Regions from separate parts of the Homo sapiens genome. Here region 1 is linked to region 2. A link is a loop called in an ENCODE intact Hi-C map of the cell type or tissue named here. Cell type or tissue: heart right ventricle. All regions are shown on one strand.

Region 1 (2,500 bases), 100 kb after region 2:
CCATGACCCACATCCCCACATGGGGGTGGTGGGGGCAGCCCAGGACAGGTGTGTGGGGATGGCCCATCCTCCTCATTTCCCTGGAGGGTCTGTAGGATGAGAGTGGAGGGCTAGGGGCCGGGAGGGGTCGGCAGCCACAGATCCACTCTGCTGCGGTCCTCGACAGCCTGTAGCTCAGCCTCCAGCCGGGATTGGCCAGAAGGTGTCTGACAGGCAGGTAGCTGCTGCGGCGCCTCTGCAAGGGTGGCTGGGGGCCTGTGGGTCCCGCAGGCCTCCCCACTGGAACATTCCGACTGCTGTCACATCCCAACACAGCCCCCGGCCCCATGCCCCCGACACAGGCCTCACTGTGAGCGAGGGGCCCGGAGAGAGACCCACACCCACACAGGGGGCACGTAGCTGTGGGGCTTGACAGATCTGGACGGCCGGCTTTCCCTGCCAGCCACCTCCCCAGGCTCCCAAAGAAACAGCAGGCACCCTCCCCAGAGGCCCTGTGGGCCAGCTCTCCCGGGGTGCAGCCAGCCAGGCTGTGACGGGCCCCCCAGCTCTCCCAGGGGTGCAGGCCAGGCTCAGCAATGGGCCTCCCAGCTGCTGCCACACGACCACTTCAGATGCCATACACTCCTGGGGTGGGGCCGGGGAGGACACCAGGCCCGAGGGGTCTCTAGGGGAGGCACATGCGTGGCACAAACACACACATCGCACGCCACAAGCCCTGGCCCTCCCTCAGGGACCTGGGGGCTGCTTACATGCTCACCCTTCTTTAGGGACAAATGGCTTTGTCATGGGCCACATGGCGGGAGTCAGGGCCTGACCCCGGGCCACTAAGAAGGGTTAGATCCCCAGCCCGGGGTTGCCTCAGCAGGTGTGAGGCGGCGCCCTAGGGGTCCCGAGGCCCAGAGCCTGGATTCTAGCCTGGGGCCACTCACTCAGCTCATCTGGACAGGGGCAGGAGGCCTGGGGGCACTGAAGGGTGGTCAGGCCCGTGGGCTCCTGAAAGCAGGAGCTGAGGCCAGAGGGGGTCCTGGTGCCATCTGGGTAGGGGAGTATGGAGGGGGAGTCCGGAGGGAGGGGGCAGCCTGGGACACAGGGGTCACTCAGGGACTCCTGGAGACTCAGGTGGGCTGGGCTCCTCCCGTGGCTGCCTCTGACTCAGGGCAGCCAGACTGGGTCTGCCCTGGGACCTTGGGCCAGCTCTGTGGTCCTCCTACTTAGAGGGCCCTCCTGAGCCAGCCAGGCCACCCCGGGCTCCTCTCCCCCAGCCTCCACTCCTAGCGAGGTGGTCCCATGACCTCTCCCTCATTACCCGTGTCCCCACCCCAAACCATGCTGACTTGGGGTCTCTAACTGGTCACCAGTAAATGGGCTGGAGTGCTGGGACCCGAGTATTCTGTCCAGGTGCTGAGAAAGTGATAAATTCTTATGCCATTTTGACGTTACAGAAAAAAATGAAAAGTTCCCAACCAAAATGCAGCAAAACCAGCGGAAGCAAGACTACCAGACTAACTTTACTAGAAACAGGGTGGCAAAAATCCGAACCGTCGGCAAACAACCCGAAATGAGACTCCACCAACACGGCCCGCCAGGGCCACGTCCGGAGTTCACGGACAGCCTGACAGCAACACAGGACACCGCAGGGCCTGGGAAGGAAGCGCGGGGCAGCGGCACAAGCTGGGTGAGCAGGGCCACCCCTACCCGATGCTGGACCAGAGACGCGCCCCGCGCAACACAGGACACCGCAGGGCCTGGGAAGGAAGCGCGGGGCGGCGGCACAAGCTGGGTGAGCAGGGTCACCCCTACCTGATGCTGGACCAGAGATGCGTCCCGTGCAAGACAGAGCGCCCATCAGAATGTGGGGAAACAGGGAAGGAGGGAGGGACACAGATACCCACAAACAGCAACACCAATCCTCACGCTCTGGACACACTCACAAATCCAGCGCAGCCGCAGGGAAGCAGCAACGTCACAGCCATGTGCAGACGCCAGCAGGGCCAATGACAACCCCCTAAGAGTCCCCTAGAAACTGCCTGTGCTGAGGAGGGAATCCAACAAAGTACCCAGGTAGAGATGTCAGGTGGGAAGACAAACAGCAACAACCAGCCAGAAAACACAGTGAAACGAGGCTTCCAGAGTGACAAAAACACAAGCCCGGGTAAATACGCAACACGGGCCCCTCGGCAGGGAACAGACCCTCACAACCATCAGGAGCCTTAAAACTGCCAGCCACAGACAGCAGGGCCAGTTCTGGGCACTTCTCTTTCTCCAGAGAAGCAATCACACAAAGGCGGGATATGGCGGACGTCTGGCGACAGACCTCCCCGTAAGGACAGCTGGGGCACGAGAGCCTAGTGGGGAAGGAGGGTCTAGTGTGGGTCTGACTCCCTGCTGCAGGACTGTGCGGTGACTCACAGGGACCCCGGGAGACCCCTCCAGGCAAAGGGCAGCCGGCACCAGGCCCCAAACGCGAAGGTGCGCAGCACGTGCGGAGGTGCAGGCACGC
Region 2 (2,500 bases):
GTGGGCGACAGACACAGCCTCCATCACGCGATTCCCATAAGAAGTCAAAACAAACCTCCATCCTGATTAGAAGCTGCTGAGAACTGAATTTTCCACGCATACCTCTACCTGTCTGAAGCCGTCCCACACCCCAGTGTCTAGATCCGGAATCTTCAAACAGGATTGCCCAATGCCAGCAGGACACGTCGGAGACACCATCAGGCTCCTACCTTCATGTTGATGTCAGATGGGTGAGCCCAGCACGGGGGCCATCCCTATGTGGGTGAGCTGAGGTTTGCAGGCTGTCCCCACAGAGGTGAGCCAGGGCTCGGGGGCCGACCCCACGGGGGTGAGCCAGGGAGTGGGGGCCGACCCCATGGGGGTGAGCCAGGGAGTGGGGACCGACCCCACGGGGGCGAGCCAGGGCTCGGGGGCCGTCCTCACGGGGGTGACCCAGGGAATGGGGGCCGTCCCCATGGAAGTGAGCCATGGCGCGGGGCCCATTCCCACGGGGGTGAGCCCAGCAACACCAGGGAAAAGCTTCCTCAACTCACCTTCCCCACAGGTAGCTCCCGGCTGCTTGGCGCTCCTCCTCCCGCAGAGATACCGGAAGCACACGGGGGCCGTGCCGAGTAGGGACAGGTCTTGACCCAGTACAGTGAAAAGATCTTATTTTCCCAAACTTCACAGAAACATCAACCGTGTGTTTGTCAGAGTCAGTTGGCGGCAGACGCCACACCAACATGGGGACAGGGGCGTCTACGGTGAGGGGTTGTGCGCTGGTTCCAGGAGGAGCAAAGTGAGCCCAGCAGGCAGCCCCCAGGGTGGATGCAGAAGGGGTTCCCTGCCTGGCGCTCGGGAGACGGTGGGGCCACAGCCACTGATTTGGAGAAGCTCTCTGGGTTGAGGCCGGGGGCCCACAGCGGGGCCAGCAGCACTGTGCGCTAGAGGGAAGCACCTCTGGGTCTACGCGGCCAGGGGAGCCACTGAACCGGGAAGCCCCCGCTGCACCCACCCATGGCAGAGGGGCTGCCGGTGGGCAGTTCCAGAACCATCTATCAGTGTGAGGCTGCCGGCCCCAGGATACCGATGATCCCCCCATCTGTCCAAACCCCTCGAATCCTGTTTGTTGTCATGTTGGGTCAACTTCACTATGAATTTGGAAGTCTAAGAAAATTACAAAACGAAACAACATCGTGAAAGGGCGTCAGACGCCACCGCTTCTGAGTGCGCCTGTCCGTTCCTTCCACATGGGCGCCCTCTCCCGGCCTCTGCCTGGCTGTTCCTTCCGCATGGGCCCCCTCTCCCGGCCGCTGCCTGGCCAGAGTGTGGCCAGGGTCCGCCCCTGCTCCTCAGGGACACAGCCTTGCTGTGGACTGATCGTGTCCTCGCATTCATGGGTTCAGGCCCTGAGCCTCAGCGTGACGGGACTGGAGTGGGGTTCTGGGAGGTGACTGAGGTTTTGATGAGGCCGTGAGGGGCCTTACGAGAAGGGAATTCACGCCCTTGTAATAAGAGGCTCCAGGTGACCATGGTGGTAAACAGTCACGCACTGTGAGAAAAAAGAGACAACAGAGCCGAGCGTGCCAGCTCCCCCTGCCCTGCCATGCCCACCTGCCGGGGGAGGACGCCCTGGGAAGGCAGCTGCCTGCAACCCAGAGGGGGGCCCTCATGGAGCTTGTCCTGCTGGCACCCGGATCTCAATGTCATTATTTTAGCTGCTGGGTGTGTGGTGTTCCGCACGGCAGTCCAAGAAGGCTGAGACGATCCTTGTAGCGAAATCCTGAGAAACCGTTGCTTCCACCCTAACAGTGAGAACAAGCCAGATACGCCGCAACGTGATCGTTGTTATTTTGACCACTCATCCTCAAGTTCTAACAAAATGATAATTTTTAAAAGACAGAACAGAATAGGTAAACATAACCCATCAAACTTGAAAGCATCTGGAAGAAGTGTGGCTCCCAGCACTTCGGGAGGCTGAGGTAGGAGGACTGCTTGAGCCCAGGGGTTTGAGACCACCTTTGGCAACATACCAAGATTCCATCTCTACAAAAAATACAAAACTTAGCTGGGTGTGGTGGTGCATGCTTGTGGTCCCAGCTACTAGGGAGGCTGAGGCAGGAGGATCACTTGAGTCCAGGAGGTCGAGGCTGCAGTGAGCTGTGATTGCATCACTGCCCTCCAGCCTGGGCAACAGAGCAGGAACTTGTCTGAAAAGAAAGGGCCGGGCGTGGTGGCTCATGTCTGTAATCCCAACACTTTGGGAGGCCGAGGTGGGCGGATCACAAGGTCAGGAGATGGAGACCATCCTGGCTAACACAGTGAAACTCCATCTCTACTAAAAATACAAAAACAAAATTAGCTGGGCATGGTGGCGGGCGCCTGTAGTCCCAGCTACTCAGGAGGTTGAGGTGGGAGAATGGTGTGAACCCGGGAGGCAGAGGTTGCAGTGAGCCGAGATCACGCCACTGCACTCCAGCCTGGGCGACAGAAGGAGACTCCATCTCAAAAAAAAAAAAAA

The links. Peaks named below come from ENCODE experiments on the same cell type or tissue, not always from the same donor. Only the 100,000 strongest peaks of a DNase experiment are listed, where the experiment ranks them.
Region 1: a loop joins it to region 2, with 3 times the contacts of the local background. A loop is called at or near these places in 9 of 110 quality-filtered maps.

What each region holds. Positions count from the first base shown.
Region 1 is chr12:132,496,081-132,498,580 of GRCh38, reverse strand. The region is part of intron 1 of FBRSL1 (fibrosin like 1); the gene reads right to left. Among named protein-coding and RNA genes, the nearest start is that of FBRSL1, 7.2 kb to the right of the region's middle. In heart right ventricle, no CTCF peak of the experiment used is centred here; no DNase peak of the experiment used is centred here.
Region 2 is chr12:132,599,351-132,601,850 of GRCh38, reverse strand. LOC105370094 (a long non-coding RNA gene) reads right to left here. Exons shown (of 3, transcript XR_001749425.2): 2 at 534-1,784; 3 at 63-254. Among named protein-coding and RNA genes, the nearest start is that of LRCOL1, 10 kb to the left of the region's middle. RefSeq lists enhancers at 1-384, 385-920. In heart right ventricle, CTCF peaks have their summits at 1,042 and 1,241 (motif pointing left); a DNase peak (open chromatin) is centred at 1,250; H3K4me3 peaks cover 1,032 bases; H3K27ac peaks cover 1,060 bases; H3K27me3 peaks cover 670 bases.